Linked DNA regions of Homo sapiens: region 2 is linked to region 1. The links are chromatin loops, found by intact Hi-C in ENCODE. Cell type or tissue: GM12878. All regions are shown on one strand. Links, peaks and the distances in the headings refer to the core of each region. The heading gives the core; the rest is flanking DNA.

Evidence for each region. A loop is a pair of places that touch in the nucleus more often than their neighbours do. Peaks named below come from ENCODE experiments on the same cell type or tissue, not always from the same donor. Only the 100,000 strongest peaks of a DNase experiment are listed, where the experiment ranks them.
Region 2: a loop joins it to region 1, with 5 times the contacts of the local background. A loop is called at or near these places in 9 of 110 quality-filtered maps.

Annotation. Positions count from the first base shown.
Region 1 is chr3:136,038,324-136,049,894 of GRCh38, reverse strand. It overlaps PPP2R3A (protein phosphatase 2 regulatory subunit B''alpha), which reads right to left. Exons shown (of 14, transcript NM_002718.5): 4 at 8,933-9,036; 5 at 534-636. Among named protein-coding and RNA genes, the nearest start is that of PPP2R3A, 78 kb to the right of the region's middle. In GM12878, for the core only: a CTCF peak has its summit at 7,072 (motif pointing right); a DNase peak (open chromatin) is centred at 7,076.
Region 2 is chr3:135,734,986-135,746,556 of GRCh38, reverse strand. No RefSeq gene overlaps it. Among named protein-coding and RNA genes, the nearest start is that of PPP2R3A, 220 kb to the left of the region's middle. In GM12878, for the core only: no CTCF peak of the experiment used is centred there; a DNase peak (open chromatin) is centred at 5,838.

The DNA.
Region 1 (11,571 bases), core at 5,962-8,461:
ATTTTCTGTTTCAAATATATCTTGGGTTGAAGAATCAGGAAACCAAGCATTTAAAAACTGTACTTAAATAATGGGTCAGGAGGCAGTGAGTGAAGACCCCAGAGTTCGTGAGAGTGATCCTGGTTACATCATGACCTTTTCTTTCTTTCTACCAGGTTCTTAGCTATGTTCTACGCTAACAGAGAAGTTATCTTCTTGCATTCTATCATTTCAGAAGGTGCTTCAGTGATTGCTGTGGGTGGGCAAGGGGGAGGATGAGTGGCCCCTCTCCTCTGCTTCAGTGGGAGTAGCCCTGAAGGAGTAGCTCTTTTACTACTATGGGTTCTGTTTTAGATTTCATTTAACGAGATTTCATTTAACGAGATTTCATTTAACGAGAGGATCTTACTGCTAAAACAAGTTTGAAAACCACTCTTCTAGAATCTGATATCTAGATCTGTGTAGCTCAATTGACATGTTATAGTTGTAAATTTTAAACAAAACTGCTGAAACTCCAAAATTAGAACCCATTTTCAAAAGGAGATGAAAATTACCTGAAGTAGAGGGATGAAATCCTCCTGTTCTAGAGAGCTGCAGTTGGGCTTTGCTAGAAGACAGATGAATTTAGAGGCATCATCATGATGGTTATTCAGCAACCTATAAAAGAAACAACTGCTTAGGAAGATTAGTTCCTCTGAACAAACAATGACAATAACATCAATAGTTAGTAATTTCAGTTTGATCTGAAGGCCACTCAGATCAACAATCAAGTAAGGAATTTACATAATCAAAGGATGTTTTAGAATGATGAGCTGTCTATAAGGTTGGATGAGTACTGAAGTCTATTAGACCCTCTTCCCTTCCAGGGGTCTCAGCATGAAGTAATAAGGCCTTGACCTTGATGGTAAAACGGAAACAGGAAGGAACAGCTGTCTAAAGCATTTTCAGGAAACATTCCTCAGGACTCCAGTAACCTCATCTAGTATTCCAAGCACCCAATGGTTCAAGCTAGAAACTTGGGAGTCGTCATGAACTTCTCCCTTCCTTTTACCCCGACACCTATCAACTACCATGTTGTTTCATTTCTACCAAATTTGCCTCTTTCTGTCTCCCACTGCCAATATCCATGCTTAGGCTCTTGTTTGTTGCTTGATATTTCTGAGTAACATATTTGATCACGTCATTGTCCAAATTAAAATTCTTCTGTCAAGTAGGCTAAAGTCCCAGCTTTTTTTTTTTTTTTGAGACGGAGTTTTGCTCTTTTCACCCAGGCTGGAGTGCAGTGGCACAATCTCAGCTCACTGCAGCCTCCACCTCCTGGGTTCAACCAATTCTCCTGCCTCAGCCTCCAGAGTAGCTGGGACTATAGGCGCATGCCACCACGCCTGGCTAGTTTTTGTATTTTTAGTAGAGACGGGGGTTTCACCATGTTGGCCAGGATGTTCTTGATCTCCTGACCTTGTGATCCGCCTGCCTCGGCTTCCCAAAGTGCTGGGATTACAGGCGTGAGCCACGGCGCCTGGCCTAAAGTCCTAGCTTCTTGACCTGACATAGAAGGGCCTCCAGAATCTGATCCTACCTGCTCATGTCCCCTTCTCTTACCATTCCTGCACTTGTGGTTGCACAAATGTTCCATGCCTTCTCACACCAGGCATTTGTAAATGCTACCGTCCTTACCACAATACCCTTTTCCCTTACTTCACCTTCCAGGAACTCTTGCTGGCCTCCTGTGTCCTTCCATGTGCTTATTATTTCTGTCATGGCTGTTCCACAATAGCATAACCTTATTGGAATAACTTTTTTTTTTCAACTTTTATTATAGGTACAGGGGTACATGTACGGGTTTGTTACAAAGGTATACTCAGTGATGTAGAGGTCTGGAGTATGAACGAATCCATCTCTCAGGTAGTGAGCATAGTACCAATAGCTAGTTTTTCAGCCCTTGCTCCCTCCATCCCTACCCTTTCTTGTATTCCCCAGTGTCTACTGTTCTCATCTTTTTTTTTTTTTTGAGACGGAGTCTCGCTCTGTTGCCTACGCTGGAGTGCAGTGGCGCAATCTCAGCTCACTGCAAGCTCTGCCTTCTGGGTTCACGCCATTCTCCTGCCTCAGCCTCCCAAGTAGCTGGGACTACAGGCACCCGCCACCACACCTGCCTAAATTTTTTTTTGTATTTTTAGTAGAGACGGGGTTTCACTGTGTTAGCCAGGATGGTATCGATCTCCTGACCTCGTGATCCACTCACCTCGGCCTCCGAAAGTGCTGGGATTACAGGCGTGAGCCACCACGCCCGGCCTGTTCTCATCTTTATGTCCATGTGTACTTGATGTTTAGCTCCCACTTACAAGTGAGAACATATGGTATTTGGTTTTCTGTTTCTGCGAATTTGCTTAGGATAATGGTCTCCAGCTGCATCCATGTTGCTACAAAGAACAAGACTTCATTCTTTTTTACGGCTGCTTAGTAGTCCATGGTGTACCTGTACCACATTTTCTTTATCCAGTCCACCATTGATGGGCATGTATGTTGATTCCATGTCTTTGCAATTGTGAACAGTGCTTCATTGAACATATGGGTGCATAAGTCTTTTTGGCAGAATGACTTATTTTTCTTTGGGTATATACCCAGTAATAGAACTACTGGATTGAAATGTAAACTCTGTTCTTTGAGAAATCTCCAAACTGCTCCATGGAGTTCAGCCATGTCCACCTCTTTAGTGAGACTGGGGAAATTTCCGTGGACTATATCCTCATACGTTTTCCAAGTTGCGTACTCTCGCTCCTTCTCTCTCAGGAATGCCAATGAGTTATAGGTTTGGTCTCTTTACATAATCCCATATTTCTGAGAGTTTTCATTTTTTAAAATTCTTTTTTATTTTTGTCTGCCTGCATTGATTCAAAGGAGTGGTCTTTGAGCTCTGAGACTCTTTCCTCAGATTGATCTGTTGTTATTAATGCTTCTAGTTGTATTATGGAATTCCCGTAGTAAATTTTTCAATTCTAGAAGTTCAGTTTGGTTCTTTCTTAAAATGGCTGTGTCATCTTTCAACTCTTGGATCATTTTACTGTTTTCCCTGGATTGAGTTTCAACTTTCTCCTGTATTTCATTGAGCTTTCTTACCATCCAGATTCTGAATTCTGTCATTTCAGCTGCTTTAATTTGATTAACAACCATTGCTGGGGAGCTAGTGAGATCATTTGGAGGTAAGAACACACTCTGGGTTTTAGAATTGTCAGAGTTCTTGTGCTGGTTCCTTCTCATCTGTGAGGGCAGGTGTTCCTTTATCTTTTGATGTTGCTGTCCTTTGTCCTTTGGATGGAGCTTTTTTGTTTTTACTTTATTTCCCTTGAGGGTTTGACTGTGGTGCAAGCTGAGTATAGCCAATTGGCTTTATTTCTGCATGCTTTCAGAGGGCCAAGGCTCTGTATGGAATCTCTTCTGGATTTCTTTTTTTTTTTTTTGAGATGGAGTTTCACTCTTGTTGCCTAGGCTGGAGTGCAACAGCGCAACCTCGGCTCACTGCAACCTCTGCCTCCCAGGTTCAAATGATTCTCCCGCTTCAGCCTCCGGAGTAGCTGGGATTATAGGTGCCCATCACTATGCCCGGCTAATTTTTTGTATTTTTAGTAGAGATGGGGTTTCACCATGTTGGCCAGGCTGGTCTCAAACTCCTGACCCTCAGGTGATCCACCTGCCTCGGCCTCCCAACGTGCTGGGATTACAGTTTTCTGTCTTTCTTGAGACAAAGCCTGGCTCTGTCACCAAGGCTGGAGTACAATGGCGTGAACACAGCTCACTGCAGCCTCAACCTTCTGGGCTCAAGTGATCCTCCTGCCTCAGCCTCCCAAGCAGCTGGAACCACAGGTTCATACCATCATGCCTGGCTAATTTTTTTGTAGAGACAGAGTCTTGCCATGTTACCTAGGCTGGTCTTGAACTCCTAGGCTCATGCAATCTTACTGCCTCGGCCTCCCAAAGTGCTGGGATTACAGGTATGAGTCACTGTGCCTGGCCTGTATGGGATCTTTATTTGTGGCCAGAATCCTGTACTGGGTTTTCTCAGGCAATTCATGCTGGAATTTTTTGGTGCTGTAATTCAAGCTGTAACCTGGGAGATGGCATTTAATAGTAAGGGCTACCAGGTAGACTGCAGGTTAGGGGTATGTCTGTGGGTGGTCTGTTCATGCAGTAGGTCAAGGGTGAGGGATCCCTGGGTAGGGTGATGCTGCCTTGGCCGTGCAGCTGGTGTGGTGCCCACAGCCTAGGTTTTTTTGGCCAGCAGATAGCAGTGAGAACTTCCCAGCTTGTGCTTCCTTGACAGGTCTCCTGGTTACTGCCCAGAATTTGGCCCAACCAGCTAGTTTGTCACAAGACTTCTGCACCCAGATCACTGGGCTATTAGGTGTTCCAGACTGCCAGGCTCCCTTGGGTAGAGGTTGTGGCCCAGTTCCTGTGCCAGCCCATTAATCCATACCTCACTTTTCCCAGTGCTCTGAGAGTAAGGGCTCTTCCGCCACTTGAGTTCCAACCACAAGTCTCAGCTTGGCACTCCTGGACTGTGTGCTCTAACCCTGGGGGCCTGGGACCAGGCCTGTAGCTTAGTTCTCTGGCTCCCTGAGGTCGAGCACCAGCTGTGCTGGGTGAGCCAAGGTGCTCCCAGGCCACCAGTAAAAGCGCTCCACTGGGGGCCACTGGCAAAAGCGCTCTCGCAGGGGAGTGGAGGCTGTGCTGTGTGCCTGCTCCTATGGGAGAAGCCAGACAGGAGCCCTGGGAGGGGCTGGTGGACAGGGGAGTGCATGGATCAGATACGCCCTGGTCCTGTGGGAAAGACAGCCCTGCTCTCTCCAGGTCTGGCAGTCAACAAAGGTTAGAGCCTCTTAGAGGAATATGGAGAGCCTTGGGGGATAGGTGCCTATGGTTGTGTTTTGTTGCAGCTGTTCCCATGCAAAACCCCATGGGCTCTGTGTAGCCTCGAGCTCTGTCTCTGCCAGCTCTCCAAGCAGTTTTCCCTGCCAACTCAAACGTCCATGGTGGCTGTGGGATCTCTTGCAGCTAGAATCCCAGATGTCCACAGTGACAGTGGCCTGCTCTGCAGTTACTTCTTTCACCCCTTCCTTAGGAGCCATTCAGAGCCCATGCAGGGTTCTCAGTTTCCTCCCTCTTCAGCCTCAGTGACTGCATCATCTCTCCACTGACTCTCAGTGCTTTCTCTTAAAAGGTCTGTTCAAAGTATGCTGGTTTACTCAATATTTTGGTTTCTCTTGGTAGGAAAGAGAAGCTCTCCCTGGCTGTGTCTTCTTGGCCATCTTAACATCCTTGTCTTTTTTTTTTTTTTTTTTTTTTTTGAGACAGGGTCTCATTCTGTTGTCAAGGCTGTGGTGCAGTCTCATGATCATAGCTTACTGCAGCCTCAAACTCCTAGGCTCAAGCGATCCTCCCAAGTAGCTAGGATTACAGGTGCAAGCCAGCACACATGGCTTGGTGTAACTCTTTCACTAGACTGTAAGCTCCTTACAGGGTATAAAACTGTCTTACTTTCTTTGTATCCCAACCGCCCTCAAGACCAGACACAATACCTGGCATATAGTTAGCATTCAACAAGTGATTAAGGAAGAAAAATAAGAAAATGTTTTTGATCAAACAGATGTATACTTCATTTGTGCTTATTAGAGCTATACTATGATTTTTATACTTATTCTCCATAACATTCCTCAACATGCTTAAGGCTCCTAAAGTTAAATAAACACATGTTTCAGAAAAAGATTCACGCAATAGATGCTAATAGGAGCCACCTCTCAGGATTAGAAAATGGGTGGGATGATCACAATAGAAAAACAGTGAGGTCTTTCAAAAGAACTACTTATATATATAAAACAGAATAGTAAGATATAAAAACAGCAGAGACATGACAGATGAGAGCTACTCTGAGAGGACAAAGTGAAATCAGAAATGGTCTTTTGCTGTGAAATAGAAAGAAAAGGTGAATTACAATTTTCTGCCAGTGTTACTGGCTGGTCAACTCTATGGCAGGAGAAAAGATGATAAAAGTCATGAAAGCTAAAGAATGAAGGTAAGCATAGCTATTCTAAACTAGCATCTTTCAGAACTTTTAGGACAAAATGTTATTTTGTTAATGGACAAATGATACATTGATATGAAAAGGTAAAAGAAAGTAAAGCATAATAAAGCTGAAGCAATATTATTGATTCCATTTGAGATGAGTTCTGCCCAAAAGCTGATACTCTAGGACCTCAAAAAGAAATGCTATGGAGCAATGTCTTTCTCCTAAAAATGTCCTGACTATAAGAAGAATATATGTCAGAGTATAGACATGAAATGGGCAGCGGCACAGGGAAAGGAAGTGGAACAGAGCCCTTTGGAGGAGAGATACTGAGGCCTCCACCCCATGAGCAGTCTGACATGAGAGAAATTATTTCCCTATATTCTGTTTTTTTTTGAGATGGAGTCTCGTTCTGTCACCCAGGCTGGAGTGCAGAGGCGCGATCTCGGCTCACTGCAAGCTCCGCCTCCTGGGTTCCCGCGATTCTCCTGCCTCAGCCTCCTGAGTAGCTGGGACTACAGGTGCCCGCCATCTTGCCTGGCTAATTTTTTGCATTTTTAGTAGAGATGGGGTTTCACTGTGTTAGCCAGGATGGTCTCGATCTCCTGACCTCGGGATCTGCCCACCTTGGCCTCCCAGAGTGCTGGGATTACAGGCGTGAGCCACCACGCCCGGCCATTTCCCTATATTCTTATGACTTTTATATTTGACTCTTTTTTTTTTTAAGATTATGTAGAGCTACTGGAGCAAATCAGCATATATATGTATTTTCCAAAATGTTTTAATTCTGTATAATTACCTGTTAGCAATTTTTTTATTTGAAAGTTTTAATATACTATACTTGAGCCCACATTGCTTTATGCAAATGTTACAAAAAAAAAAAATTACAAAACTAAACACGTCTTCTCCAAGGTCAACGTGGTAACTCACACCACCATGTTTAGCTGCTTAGTCTCCCAAAATAGCCACACTTGGGGCTCCCTTCAAGCACCCTGGCTTTTAAAAGACATTTTAAGAGCTCAAAGAGGAGTTTCCACTAGAGGGCACTCAAACCATTTTAATATCTGACTGTAAAATAACACTTTAATTTAGAGACACACTTATCTATTCATAGAATTTTTCTGATGAAAAAAAGACAGGGATAGTTGCTCATGCTATATAACTTCATAAGCAATTTTCCTGCAGTTAACCAAAATGGAGACTTGTACTTCATGTCTTTCCCCCGCTTTTTGCGTTTTGCAGAAATGTCTTCCTTACAGATAAAATTTAAACAATTCATCTGAATAAAATACAGCTATTGTGGTGGTGGCTATGATCTATCCACCAACATACACTCTTTTTAAAAAAATTTTTTTATTTTTAAGTTCCAAGGTACATGCGCAGGATGTGCACGTCTGTTACATAGATAAACACGTGCTGTGGCGGTGTGCTGCACCTATCAACCCATCACCTAGGTATTAAGCCCAATATGCATTAGCTATTTTTCCTAATGCTCTCCCTTCCCTCACCCCACCCCAACAGGCCCCAGTGTGTGCTGTTCCCCTCCCTGTGTCCATGTGTTCTCATTGTTCAGTTCTCACTTATGAGAATACCCTCCACCAACATAGACTCTTTAGTTCTAATGTGATGTATGAAGAACTTGAACTTGACCTGCTGCTAGATTTTTAAAAATAAGAATACATTTATTAATCACCTACTATATTCTCAAGCATTATCCTATTAAGGGCTTTTAGCTGAAATGAAGAAATTAGAAAGAATCTGTCTGTTCAATCTGCTGCTATTATAGGTTGATGTTAAATAATAATAACAATAGGTGAGTAGCATTTCCCAATAGTTTACCAGGAAGGATATTTAGCTCAGAAAAGGCGAGAAGAACATGCATAACAAGGGTGCTGATCAGTTAAAAGAGGCAGAAGGGGCAAGCTGTGATACTTAGCTAAGATGTATAAATATACCAAAAAATAACTCCTAAAGAAGAAAGAAGGGAGAAAAAAGAGATAAAGAAGAAAGATGTTGGGTTTGAATTCAAGAAAATTTGTCAGAATGTTAGAATCCAGGAAAAGCTTGATAAATATACTAGTCCTTCAGTTCCTTAACTGGAGCTTTCAAAAGGTAATGATTAAAATCTATTAGAATTCAGTATTTCTAACAAATCAACTATATATAATTCTAAATTGGATCTATGGGAATGAAAATGTATTTCCCATGTGACACATCTGATTTGCCCCCCATAAAGGGGAGTTCCTTTTTGCTTATTTCACTGCTGCCAGATTCAAATCCTGAGACCCAAATTTAACAAGTAAAAGTGGCTGGGTGTGGGGTTCACACCTATAATCTCAGCACTTTGGGCAGCCGAGCTGGGAGGATTGCTTAAGGCCAGGAGTTTATGACCAGCCTGGGCAACAGAGTGAGATCCAGTCTCTATAAAAATTAGCCAGGTGTGGTGGTGCCTGCCTGTAGTCCCAGCTACTTAGGAGGCTGAGGTAGGATTATCACTTGAGCCCAAGAGTTTGGGGCTGCAGTGAGCTATGATTAGGTCTCTGCACACTAGCCTGGGCAAAAAAGTGACATTCTGTCTCAAAAAAAAAAAAACAAAAAAAAAAACAAAAAAAAAAACAAGAAAAACCAAGTAAAACTAATAAACTATCAAATAGTTTTTAAAGAAAGATTTCTGCAGATCTGCTTTACTGTTTTTTAAAGAGGTTAGATAAAGGCTTGTGGCAAAGAACTTGTATGTGAGTATAAATGGTTGTAAATCATTGAATTTTCCTTGTTGATATAAAGAGTAAAGGGAAAATGTATAAATGAGTAAAATAGGTGACCTTTAGAAAGCATGTCATGAGGGTCACACAATTCTTTGCCTAGCTCCAGAGAGACTGCTCACATACTTACTTTCTCCACATGGCAATGAATGACTGTGCTGTCACAAATCCTGTCTTCTCTCCCCCTGCAGCCCTGAACATGGGGGCTTTCCAATAGAGAGGACAGCCACAGACCTGCAAATAGAAAACACATACAGGGTAAGCCAACAGGGAATGAAGAGATGACACGGCCAAAGAAAAGATCTTTGTGGCTTTTACCCTTCATGCCACAGTGGATGGAAGAGCCCTCAGGAGAACAAAACTGGAGCATAGGAAAATATATCAACTAGGGTAGATTCAGAGAGAGGCAGAGGGGAAACAAAATAAGAGAACATGTTCAATGAAGAAAACGGAAATTCATTTATGTTTTCTCCAAGTCCATTTAAAGTGATTCCCTCCTCCAACCTGACAGTTAAAGCAAACAGCATCCCTTCCCACCACTTTCTTCTTTTTTGAGACGGAGTCATGCTCTGTTGCCCAGGCTGGAGTGCAGTGACACAATCTCAGCTCACTGCAACCTCTGCCTCCTAGGTTTAAGCAATTCTCCTGACTCAGCCTCCTGAGTAGCTGGGATTACAAGTGCCCACCACCACACCTGGCAAATTTTTGTATTTTTAGTAGAGATGGAATTTCACCATGTTGGCCAGGCTGGTCTTGACCTTCCGATCTCAAATGATTCACCTGCCTCAGCCTCCCAAAGTGCTGGGATTACAGGCGTGAGCCATTATACTTGGCTTACCACTCTTATAAATTTACTACCTTCTAGAAAGAAAAAGAAATGACTGAATGTCACAGTTGTAATATATGTCCTTCATTCATTCCTTAAGCAGAAAATAACTTCGTGTTAATATTCCACTACCTATCTCCTTCTCTCTCCTTTGCCTATTATGTTATTAAGTCCCAGGTTCAAGAAGAACCAGAAAATCCTAGACTGCTCAAGAAAACAGCTATCATATCTATTTAAATGGTTATAATTCAGGTAAAAGATGAAAGGTAAAATGCTATAATTTATTTATATATTAGAGGCTACCACAAATGATTACAAAGCCTTAGGAAAGACTGGAAATGAATATAAAACAATTTTAGTACCCTAAAAGGTATTGATTTTTCTCGATAAAAAGCTCTTCCTTTCAATTAAAAAAAACCTGAAGGAGAAAAAATTCTCTATGAAAAGGGAGGTAAATTTAGTAAGAACTCTCTTTCTCATGAGAGTAAAAGGACAATTTATTTTTAATTGAAAGGAAGAGGTCCCCAAGTCCCAGGCCATGGACACATGGAGAGGTAACAGTCCGTGGCCTGTTAGGTACTGGGCCACACAGCAGGAGGTGAAGGGCAGGTGAGCGAGCAGTACCACCTGAGCTCCACCTCCTGTCAGATCAGTGGCAGCATCAGATTGTTATAGGAGAGTGAACCCTATCGTGAACTGTGCATGCAAGGGATCTAGGTTGTGCACTCTATCTAACGCATGCCTGAGGATCTGAGGCAGAACAGTTTCATCCTGAAACTACCCCCACTCTACCCCCATCCATGGAAAAACTGTCTTCCACAAAGCTAGTCCCTGGTGCCAAAAAGGTTGGGGACCGCTGCTGTAAGTAATAATACAATCGTTACTATTAGCAAAGAAATAGTCTCCAAATCATCTCAATTTCTACACACACAGAAAACATATCCCAAATGTGGAACTCTTCAACAAGTCACATTTTGTTATGAGATAAATATGTTATTATTCACATTAGACCCAGGATCTGTTGCGCCCTCATCATTCTACAGAGGAAAAGCCTCTCCTCTAGAGGAAGACTAGATGTGCATCCACCTTAGGCTTAGGTGAAGCTGCTCCTGGTGTGAGACTTCAGTGCACAGGGGACCCCCACAGGAGCCTGAAGAGTACCTAGTCTGACATTAGTTATCCTGAAAGAACATCCAGGCTGCTGGGTTCATGGAGATATGGAAGGCAAGATTCAAGCCAAGGGAGGTAAGGACAGGGCAGAAATAAGAGGCTGCTACTGCCAGGGCCACTAAAGCATGTCTGCAAGCAGAGCAGAATTTAAGATTTTTTAAGTCCAGAGGTCGAATATCTCATACCTCCACTGGGGTCAAGAATGAGGGAAAGGTGTTGCTTAGCAACCATGTGATTTTGTTTATTGTATACATAATTATTACCAAGGTGCAAAGCTCACAATTAATATACTCTGGCTGTATAAGCTGTTGAATCCACTTTCCCCAATCCTAGACTCTCCTTTCATGCAGAATGGTGGTTTGCCAAGAAAATGCTCTTAGACAGTCTTAGTGATGGGCTAGTGGCAACTACTGGGAAAGAATCGTCTGTATCATGGAGGCAGGGTGAATGGAGCCACAAACAGACGGTGTGCGGAGACGCTGGAACTGGCTTACCAAAGTGCTTCAAACTCCCACCATTAGAGTCACTCATGAATTTTTCAGAACTGGAAGGGATCAGGAATCTTTTAACTTCCTGATCAGAAACACTTCCAGGGGCTGTGTGCTTACCACCTTCTGTGGGGTAACTTCCACTAACTAAGCAAATTTCATTCTCTTACAGTCTTTTCTCCAGAAGACTCCTATTAAAATGGATATACACCAGCTCATAAGGAGGATTAAGTCTCTGAAGATTAATAAACTTATTATGACCCAGAGGCAAAATCCTCAGAGACA
Region 2 (11,571 bases), core at 4,392-6,891, 300 kb after region 1:
TTTTAGAGCAATTGAAGAGAGGTCTGAATAGTTGAGAGACTGGCTTTAGAGGCAACTAAAACTCCAAGGAGTCATAAGGAAAAGAGAAGGAGAAAATATTCTTGCTTCTTGACCAGAATAACATGAAAGTTAAGGGGGATTGAACGTAAGTGTTCAAACATTTGGAAGACAGTGGCAGGCTGTTGTAGGATTTCACTGAAGATGACACACAGAGGACTGGTTAAATTGGAGCACTGCAGAAGGCAGGTGCTTTGTTAGCTTCTAGGAAGGATTTCTTGGATGCCAGGCATTTCTCACACTGTAACAGATGTCAAGCTACTTGCAATGAACAGGATATCAGTCAAGCCACTTGGGTGCCCAGCACTCTTGTACACCCTTTCTAAGTTTGGGGAATTTCTCATTTACTGAGTCTGTGCCTCAAGTAGAAAGCCAGAAATGGGCTTTCCAAGCTTCCCTTGTATAGAATGCAAGCCTAAGTTCCTGACCAGAGGCACCTGTGTCTGGCTTCAGTTAGGAAGCCAGTGATGCTAGGAAGCAGGTGTCCAGAGGAATTTATTCTGGTGAGAGAAGGGACATAGATATTTAGCATCTAGATGCAGCAATCACAGAGTTGATTGTGGAAACACACAGTGCTCAGTGCTGTGGGTGGGACCTGTGGTTTCTGTGTCAGTGGGGATGCTGATGGGGACCCCATGAAAAAAATCTGGAGGATACTGTGATTGATCCACTGTTCCTGGCTGTAGGGCTTCCCGGAGACACTCCAGAGAACTAGCAACACTTTTTAATAATTTCATTTTCTTCTTAAATCAGCTAGGGAGTGTTCTTTTGTCCACACCTAAGAACCTTGACTGGTACAACAGGTAACTGAGGGCGCTTATAGAGTCTCTGGAGACTTTTAGAAGTAGGAAAAACACTTGGCTGTCAGTTCAGTATGATCAGAGTATGTATCAGTCAGGGTTCTTGGTTGCAAACAACAGAAACCAACTCTTTGTATTTTAAGCAGAAAAGAAATCTATTGAGGTTTCAGTGATTCAATGAGATGCTGAAGAATCAGTACGAAATATGGACAAAAATTGAGAGCTTGAGTTAAGAACCCTCTTAGGACAACTGGGCCAGGAAGCATCCTTTGCTTCTCTAGGGTAGCGCTTGACCTGTCATTAGACACCAGGAATTAGATACCATTATGGCTGCCAGGAATAAACCTGACTATCCCAGAGTCTTCATACCACTCACTCTAGCTTCTGGATAAGGGGTCTATCTGTCTGAATTTCCAGGGAATACATACAGGCAGAACCCCCAACCTTTGGACTTCTGAGGTAAGAGGCTGGGTACTGAACCCTACCAGCATTACACACAGGGCAACATTGACTCAAAGAGAAGGAGGAGTTAGATACAGCAATAATAGATGTCCATATCGGGGCTGGAAAAGGCAGTCACATGCAGCCTCATTGATCCTTGCATGGTTGCATATGAGTGTGTCGTCAGACCTGGAACATTTTCTTATATAGCGATAAAAAGCCGTCACAGCCTATGCTAGACTGATTGCCCTGTTTAGGAGTATCTTTCCCTGTTCTGGATTTGATATTAACTTTTTTGTTTTGCTTAAGTATATGCATCATGTGGCACCACACCTGGCAATCCCACTGCTATATCTGTTCACAACACAGTCCTTTGCCTTTAATACAAGAGGAGTGCATGCAGACAATCTCCCTGCATCAGCTCCAGGGCTGGCTTACTGGCCATGGGAGACCAATGGTCACTATTGAAGCTGACCTTGCTCTGTCTTTTCTCTAAGATGCTGTTCCAACCAGTGCCTCTGGGAGTTGTGTCTTTCTTGGTAATCTTGACATCTACAAACCATGCAGTGTGTTGACATTTTGATACTGCCGCTCCTGGTGATATGCAACAGGTCTCACTTGCTTGACAAGGGCACGTGTCTTTAGCTTAATGCTATAAGATGTTGAGCTGTAAGAGATAAATGCAGGACAAACTCCTAACAGATAAAGAGGCCTGTATTAGTCAGGGTTCTCTAGAGGGACAGAACTGGTGGAATAGTCATATATATAAAGAGGAGTTTATTAAGTACTAACTCATATGATCACAATATCCCACAATAGTCCGTCTGCAGGCTGAGGAGCAAGGAGAGCCAGTCAAAGCTCCAAAACTGAAGAACTTGGAGTCTGATGTTCGAGGACAGGAAGCATCCGGCACGGGAGAAAGGTGCAGGCTGGGAGGCTAGGCCAGTCTCTCTTTTCACATTTTTCTGCCTGCTTATATTGTAGCCACTCTGGCAGCTGATTAGATTGTGCCCACCCAGATTAAGGGTGGGTCTGCCTTTCCCACCCACTGATTCGAATGTTAATCTCCTTTGGCAACACCCTCACAGACACACCTAGGATCACTACTTTGTATCCTTCAATCCAATCAAGTTGACACTCAGTGTTAACCAGCAAAAGTCCTCTATGCTGCAAAAATCAATGATGGGACAAAAAAATCACTGTCTCATCCTGGTTTTTATTGTTTATTTATATACTCTATCCCCTTTTTATGTTACATTTCCCCCCATATTTAAAGCAACTGCTGGAACAATGGTATCACATGCTCCATGATTCATCCATCCATCCATCCATCCAATCCATCCATCCATCCATCCATCCATCCATCCATCCATCTATCCACCTGTCTATCTATCTATTCACCCAGTAAGCATTTACTATGAACCTCCTCTGGGCGTGCCCCAGAAAGTTGCTGGTGATGCAAGAATTAATGAAGCGGTCTCTATTTATTTATTTATTTATTTTTATTTTGAGACTGAGTTTCCCTCTTGTCACCCAGGCTGGAGTGCAATGGCGTGATCTTGGCTCACTGCAACCTCCGCCTCGTGGTTCAAGTGGATTCTCCTGCCTCAGCCTCCCAAGTAGCTGGATTACAGGTGTGTGCAACCATGCCCGGCTAATTTTTATATTATTAGTAGAGACAGGGTTTCACCACGTTGGCCAGGCTGGTCTCGAACTCCTGACCTCAGGTGATCGGCCCACCTTGGCCTCCCAAAGTGCTGGGATTACAGGTGTGAGCCACCATGCCCAGCCAGCAGTATCTTTAAGTAGCTCAGTCAGTGAGGGAGTTGCTATGCAAATAGAGAATTACAATATAAGGTGTATTAGTTTTCCGTTGCTGTGCAAAAAGTCACCACAAATTTAGTGGCTTAAAACAATACTGATTTATTAGCTCACATTTCTGTAGGTCAGAAACCCATTATGGTATATCAAGTTCAGGGCATCAGAAGGCTGAAATGGAGGTATTGGCTGGACTGACTTCTTGTTTGGAGGCTGTGGAATAATCTACTTCCAAGCTCATCCTTGTTGGCAGAATCCAGTTCCTCAAGGTCATAGGACTAAAGTCCCCATTTCCTTGTTAGCTGTCAGCCAGAGACAGTTCTCAGCCCCTTGAGGCTGCTCTTAGATCTTTGCCCAAGGGTCCCTCCATCTCAGCAGCTGAGAATCTTCCTCATGTTGAATCTCTCTGACTTTTATTTTTGCAACCAGCTGGAGAAAGTACTGTTTTGAAAGCACTGTTTTTAAAGCACTCTTGTGATTAGGTCAAGACCACCTGATTAATCTTCCTATTTTAAGGTCAACCAAATAGCATATACTATATAACATAATGTAATTACAGGACTATAATCCATTATAATTGATGAAGGATTTTTCTTGACCCCTTTGTCAGACTTGCAACGGGGGTGCCCTGTTTACTTGGCTTACTGGGCTCAACTTCTTGCAGGAGGGAGCATGTGAGTGAGTGAATGCGGGATCTGATTGGGTGCTTTAAGGCGCCAGCAGGAGCAGGTTCTATGTGGGCCTCAAGGGATGTCGGTGCCCCGCTGGGGGAGCCTGCAACCCCCGAAGCCCCAGGGGATGTGTTACAATGCTCTCTTAGCTCTGCTGTCTGTGGACAGTGGTGTGTTATCAGCTCAGTGGGCCCCTTGCCTTGTTGCATGGAGTGGCTGCCCTCCATTAGTGAGGGCAGAGGGCCAGTGTGACAGCCTTTTTTGGGTACCCACACTTGGTAGGTCCTGATTGTCTGGCATCCAAGAAGAATGAGGTCACCCAGACACTTGAAGGATGGTGAAGGTGGATAATTTTATTAAGCAATGGGAAATGGCTCTCAGCAGAGAGGGGAGCTGGAGAGGGCACAAGACGGGCAGATAATCTTCCCCTAAAGTCCAGCTGTCTCTAGTCAGCTCTTCCCTGTAGTTAAGCAATCTCTCTGAAGTTAAGCTGTCTCTCCTCTGAAGTCCAGTTGTCCCTCTGAAGTCAAGTCACCTCTCTCCAGTCAAGCTGCTTCTCTCTCCTTTACTGACTGATTCTGGGGTCTTTATAGGCACAGCATGTGGGGCGAGGTGGGCCATAGGTAGTTTTGGAAAAGGGAACATTTGACTGGTAAAAAGACATTATTCAGAAAGAACCAACTGGGAGAGAGCCGGCAAACAGGGATAGAAGTTCTCACTTTGGGCCGTGGGTTTCAGGCTTTTCGGCTCAAAGGTGGGGTTTCACTGGAGACCTGTCCCCAGTCTGCCTAGAATTTCTCTGCCTCCTGCCTCTATCATTATCATTGGCCCAGAAATTATGCAGCGCATAATTATGAAATTATGTACACTGGGAGGGGGTGTATGGAAAATCTTTGGGACATCACAGAATCCTGCCTACTATGCAAAGTGGCATGTGCTATTTTGGAGGCATACACAAGGAATCATAGGAGTACATAGTTTTAGAGGTGGGAGAAGCCAGGGAAGTCTTTTTGGAGGGCTATTATCTGTAGGGGTGCCTTTGGAAGGATGTCAAAAGTTATTCAGTTGACAGGGTTGAGAAGCACTTAGCCCTACAAAGTGAAGATTGGTCATAGGACTGTTCCAGCTAGAAGGAATGACTTATGTGGGGCCAGAGGTATGACACAGCATGGTGTATTTGGAAATAACAAGTTTGGGGTTACTGGAGAGTAAATATTTTCCAAGGAAGGGAGTGGTGAGATGGGGACCTGGAGAGGCCCGGAGGAGTCCAGACTAAGGATCTGGGAGAATCAGATCTTTGGGCCCTCTCACAAAATGTTTGATTTGGGGTGGGGCCCAATAATTTGCGTTTCTAACAAGCTCCCAGGTGATACGGATGCTGCTGGCCTGGGGCCACACTTTCAGAACTGCTGCTCTGCAGAATGAATGGGAAGAGAGCAATTCTGTGGGTCCAGTAGGAGGTCATGGTACTAGTCTAGCAGGAGATAATGAAGCTCTGACCGGGTTCAGAGCCAGGGCATTGAGGGTGGGTATAGTGTGGAGTAAATGGGATTTAAAAAAAGATTTAGGAGGGAGGCAGTACTGGGGTATGGGTGTAAGAGACAAGGCAGTTAGGGCTGACCCCTGCTCTGGAGAGACCTGGAAGGAATCTTAGCCATGACCCAATCCAGCCCTCTAATTCCTCTGATGGGCAATGTGAGGCCCAGAGAGAGGAAGTCACACCTTCAATATCACACAATTGTTGGTATTGGCACTGGGACAGGGGAACCAGATTCCCTGGACTCTGCAACACAGCATTTGTGAATTAATTTGGAAGGAAGAAAACAAAATAAAACCAAGGCAGCCCCAGCTCTCCCAGAAACTCCTTGTCAGTCTCATTTCCCTGGCTCCTATCTCCTTTGTCTGCCACTTGGCCCAGCATGCTTCTAGGGTAAAAAGCATTGCAGCCTGTGTACAAGAGGAGAAGGAAGTTCCTCCCCTGGACATAGACCTGTACAGGGTTCCTGAAGGAGAGGTCAAACTTATCAAAGGTGTTTTAAGTCTCCTAACTGATTCTTTCAGCCCTGGGCTCTTGGTTGCAGGAGAATTTTCATGGCTGAGATACTCTACCAGTGACAAATTTGCTGAAGCATGGAGACGAGATTGGGAAATTGCAGCATGCTCCTTGGATTTCCAAAGGGACAATACTGAGTACGGACATTCCTTCTCACACACACGTACGTTGGAGTGCACACACATGAGATGGAGATCAATCTTAACCCCCAAAGGTCCCTTTGTCTCACTGAAGTGCTTATTAAATGAATCTATGTTTCCACTGGCAGCTCTGAGTCATCTAGAAAGGGAACACAATGCGATGTCAGTCAGTATTTGTTACTGTCAGAGCCTTCCTCGCAGCCTGCCCTGCGTTTATTGTCTTTTTGGGGCCCGTTTTATCCATTTTCTGTGGGTAAAGTCATTAATCTTCCTCCTGGCTCGGGTGCTGTGCATCACTGACAGCTGGGGTCCTGGCTTCCTGGGCTGCTGGGTAAGGGCACCTCCGGGCCTCTTGGTGACAGAGTTTTGATTAGAAAGAGTGAAGAGCAAGCCAAGCCTTTAAGAGGACCCAGGAGGCGGGGTGTAAGTGTCTGTGGTCCCAGAAGGCACTGGGGATCAGTGGAAAAGGTCACCCTGTTTTTGAATCATCTGCAGTGTACCCTGACACCAAAATACACTTAGTCCTATGCAGAGTCACTTGATAAAGAGGCTAATGAAGTGGAAAGATGTCAGCAGAGCTAAGCAGGCCAGGCTCTCGGGGATGCACCATGATTCAACCTTCTGTTACCATGGAAACCAGGGAGGCTTGGCTTCCTTTTTTCTCTCCTTCTTTTTGGAAGGTCTCTCCTTGGTAACCTTGACCCTTTCACATTGGCAGCCAGAGACAAGAAATTCCATTTTCCCTTATCTGGTCATGGTTGGATGGTAAGACTCTGATGGGTGTGTGATGGGGGAGGGGTGCTGGCCAGGGGCTCTGGAGTGCCTTAATTCAAATGCATAAAGTGGAGGGTGGGAGGCGATAGAAAAAGAACACAGTTAATTAAGGTTGATATTGCAGAGAAGGTTGTTTTCTGAATAATAAATTCTGTGGGCTTCAAAAACAAGTGCAATTAAAGGAGTGCAAAAAGGAGAGACAGTTGAAGGGCAGAGGAGGACCAGTCTTTTCGGGGGTGAAAAGGGGGATACAGGGTGCATCTAAGAGGCCCTCACTATGCTGGGATCTTGATAGGCAGAACAAATACTGTGTTTGATGATCATTTGTGACATTGCTGCCTGTACAAATGCTCTTTGCCTTGAGCAGTCGAGTCATTTACATCCTTAGCTAAAGAAGGGCTTTGAAGTTGATCCAGAAGGGAGGATTGGCCTTAGGTTGCTATCAAGGAGAGGGCTTTTGCTTCAATTTACTCTCAGAAATGTTGTTCCTGGGCAGATGTTTCCTCAGTCATGTTGTACATCACTTTTCAGTTCAAGTGCCCACTACACCTTTCTGTTCTCTGTGTCTTCTGGAATAAATTATTGATTGAGAAACATGTATAAATTCCTGGCCAGTTAAAGCTTGGTGCTCCTTGGGCTGGACGTCCAATCCTGAATCAGACGGAGGAGTGGGTGGCCAATGACATGCAGTCTTAACATAGCCCCCTTACCCACCCCTCAATAGTAATATGGGTTTGAACGAGTTTTTACAGAAATAAATATAGTGTCAGCCTCACCCAAACATCTTTTCTGTTATAGAAACCTTTACTTAACTTCAACAGATGTCAAGAAAGTAATATGTATCTTTTACAATAATTATTATAAAGGTAAAAATCTTAGCCTGTCCTATGTTATAAAGGTGTTTTTCTTTTACAACTGTGAATCAGGAAACACATCTTCAGGTGTGTACAAGATCTGGGAGATCTCAGATTTGGCTAGGCTACCGGGGAGGAAGTTCTCCATGGTTGACAAAGGTGGCTAGGTTTTCAGGATTTTCCTAATCCACCCATTCTTATCACATTTTAATTGGTGACCCCACTTGGGGCTGGGGTGATGTGACTGGGAAAAGGGCTGGAGGGAACCACACTCCCTCATCCAGCTAAGAACCACACTCCCTCATCCGTATTCCCTCATCCAGCTGGCATAGGGGAACGCTGAGAGCAGAAGGGATTTTACCTCCCTTCACATAGATTGTGTATAGAGATTTCCTGTGTATGACATAGATTATGTATAGAGATTTTCCTGTGTATGATTTATCAATAAAGAATTGCTCAAATAAATTATGCTACATCTATAATGGAATACAATGCAGCTGAGTAAAAGGATGAGGAAATGCTGGAATGATACGGAAAACATTCCAGCATCTATTTTTAAGTGAAAAAAGCAAGAGCAAGCAGTGTATGTATTATATTTTGACTTCTATTAGAAAAGGGAGAGAATCAAGAACATATCTTCATATATGATTGCATTTCCATGAAAAAACCATGGCAGTACACAAAATCAATAAATAAAATAAATAAATTTTAAAAGCAGCCAGGGGAAGGATGGGGTGAGAATTAGATTGAAAGGCAGACTCCATATATACACTTTTAAATTTAATTTTTGAACCACACACGTTTATTACTTATCCAAACATTAAATGAATAGTAGAAAACACAAAGTTAAAATTACAAAATGGTAAATGAAAATATATATATAAAAAAAAAAAAAAACAGGAAAAACCAGTAAAATCTCTTCAAAAATTCTTTTCCCTATGTTCTTGCTTGGGGAACTCTTTCTTTCCTTTCTTGCTGTCTCCTGTTTTTCCTTTTCTTCCTTCCTTGTTAGAAAAGGGCTTTAAGATGAATTGAGGGGAGAATAAATACATATACTACAAAACAGATTTTAAAAAGTTTTCTTGGAGCTGATGATGTCAGCAAGATGGCAGCATCAGAGATAACCCACTTATATTGCCCCACAATAATAAAAATTCTGTACCCATTTACAGAACGCAATCTCTTAGAGGGAGCCTTGGAATTCAGATAGGAGCTTATGAAACCTCAGTGGAGTCTAAGACATAGGAAGGCCATTCTGAGAGTGCATGCCAGCACCAAGGTAGCAGACCCTACAATCATGCTCCCAGGTTCAAATCCAGAAACAGCTTAATTCCCCAAAGAGCTTGGCCATGGGCCCATTTGGCCTTGAGCCTTCAACCAAAACTCTTTTCCAAGGAGTCCGGGAGGAATCATGCACATTAATGCCTTGGCAGGAAGGCTTGTCTGTCCGCTGATATCAATCTCAGCAGTGGATCTGAAGGTCACCCTGTATCTCAGCTCCAGCCCTCTTCAGCTGGTCTCAGAAGGAAAGCTGTCTTTATCTTAAAGACGGGGCATTACCTATCTGTCTAAACTTCTATGAGGAGCCCACCAGCCACCATTCCACAGCAAATCCTGAGGGGGCACAGTATCAGCTATGTCTCCTTTTGCTGCAATTGGGGAACCCTCTTGCCCATGCAGGAAGTCACCGGGAAGTATGCAAGTCTGGGACAATGGGGCAAGCCTGTCAGCCTCTGTCCCATGGTGAATTCTGAGGGGGCTCATTCTTGGCTCCAGCCCCTCTCTCAGCAATCAAGGAACTGTCACACCTATACAATAAACTTCTGGTAAATGTGTGCCTGTTGGGCACATGGGACAGACTTGCAGAATTGGGTCCCTGGTTAGCTTTCCTACACAACCTGGGTATCCTCCTTGAGTCTTCCCCAAGTTCATCTGGGTCGAGGTGCCGCACCAACCTTGAAGCTATAGCTAGACTTATAGAGAATCTGAGCTTAGGGCGCCCTCTACTGCTGAAATAGTTCCAGTAGTCACTGACTCTGAAAAAGGTCAACCGGCTTAGATCGTTGGGCAGGCCCACTCAAGAAGGATGGGCACAAACACAAGCAGACTACAAAGACTGGAATACATACCTAAGTCTTCAAAGCGTAGGCATCAACATATGTCTGCAAGGATAAAGAACAATCTGGGAATTATGACCTCATTTAACAGACAAAACAAGGCACCAGTGACAGACCTTAAAGGGGTAAGATGTGTGCTCTGTCAGACAACGAATTCAAAATAGCTGTGATAAGGCAGCTCAGTGAACTTCAAGAAAACACAGATAAACAATTCAGAAATTTATTAGAGAAATTTTACAGAGAGATTTAAATAATACAACAAATTCTGGATGTAAAAACTACAATGAATGAAATAAAAATTCAAAGACAGTATAAATAGCAGAATTGATCAAGCTATTGAAAGAAAGGGTGACCTCAAAAAACAGGCTATTTAAAAATACATAAAAAAAAGACAAAATAATAAAAAGGGATGAAAAAAGATTATGGAATCTACGGGCTATGTTCAAAAAAGCAAACATTCATATCATTGGAATTCAAGAAGTAGCAGAGAAACACGAAGGTGTAGAAGGCTTCTTCAATGAAATGATAACAGAAAACTTTCTAAACTATTTATATCCAAAAGGTTATACATATCCAGGTAGAGGAAGACTAAAGTTCACTAATCAGATACAACCCAAATAAGACTACCCTAAGGCATAGGATAATCAAACTCTGAAAGGTCAATGTGTTAGTCTATTTTGCGTTGCTATAAAGGAACACCTGAGATTGGGTAATTTATGAAGAAAAGAGGTTTTTCAGGCTGTGTGAGAAGTGTGGTGCCATATCTGTTTCTGGTCAAGAGCTCAGGAAACTTTTAATCATGGCAGCAGGGGAAGGGGGAGCAGGCATGTCACATGACAAGAGAGGGAGGAAGATGGTGGAAGGAAGGTGCTATTCTCTTTAAAAAAATCAGCTCTCATGAGCTCTCATGTGACCTAATAGAGTGAGACTCACTCAGTATGACAGAGAGGGCAGTGAGCCATTTATGAGGGATCTGCCCCCATGACTCAAATATCTGCTACTAGTTCCCACCTCCAGCATTAGGGGTTACATTTTAACATGAGATTTGGTGGGGACATATATCAAAACTATTTCAGTCAAAGACAAAGAAGATTCTGAAAGCAGCAAGAGAAAAGAAACAAATAACATATAAAGGAATTCTAATACATATGGCAGCAAACTTCTTAGCATACACCTTGCAGACTACAAGAGAGTGGGATGATATGCTCAGAATGCTGAAGGAAAAAACCTGTCAAACAAGGATATCATACCCAGCAAAACTGTTTTTCAGAACAGAAAAACAAAAGCTTAGGAAATTTGTCACCATCAGACCTATCTTACTAAAAATGCTAAAGGGAGTTCTCCAAATGGAAACAAAAGGATGCTAACATGTAACAATAAAACATCTGAAGGTATGAAACTTACTGGCAAAAGTAAGTATACAAACAAGTTCAGAATACTTTAATACTGTAATTGTGATGTGTAAATCATTTATATCCTTAGTATGCAGACTAACAGAGAAAACAATTAAAAATAATAACTAAAATAATTTGTTAAGAGACAGGCAATATAAAAGATATAAATTGTGACATCAAAAATCCAAAATATTGGAAGACAATGGAGTTGAAGTGTGCAGTTCTTTTTGTTTCTTTTTTTTCCCTTTGTGATCAGTTAGATTATCAGTTTAAATAACTTGTTATAACTATAGGATGCTTATTGTAAGCCACATGGTAATGACAAAGTGAAAACCTATAATAGAGACACTAAAGTTACAAAGCAAGGAATCATAGCATGCTCCTGGAGAAAATCACTTAATCACAAAAGAAGAGAGTATGAGAGGAAGAAGGTTAAAAAAAAAGGGATCTAC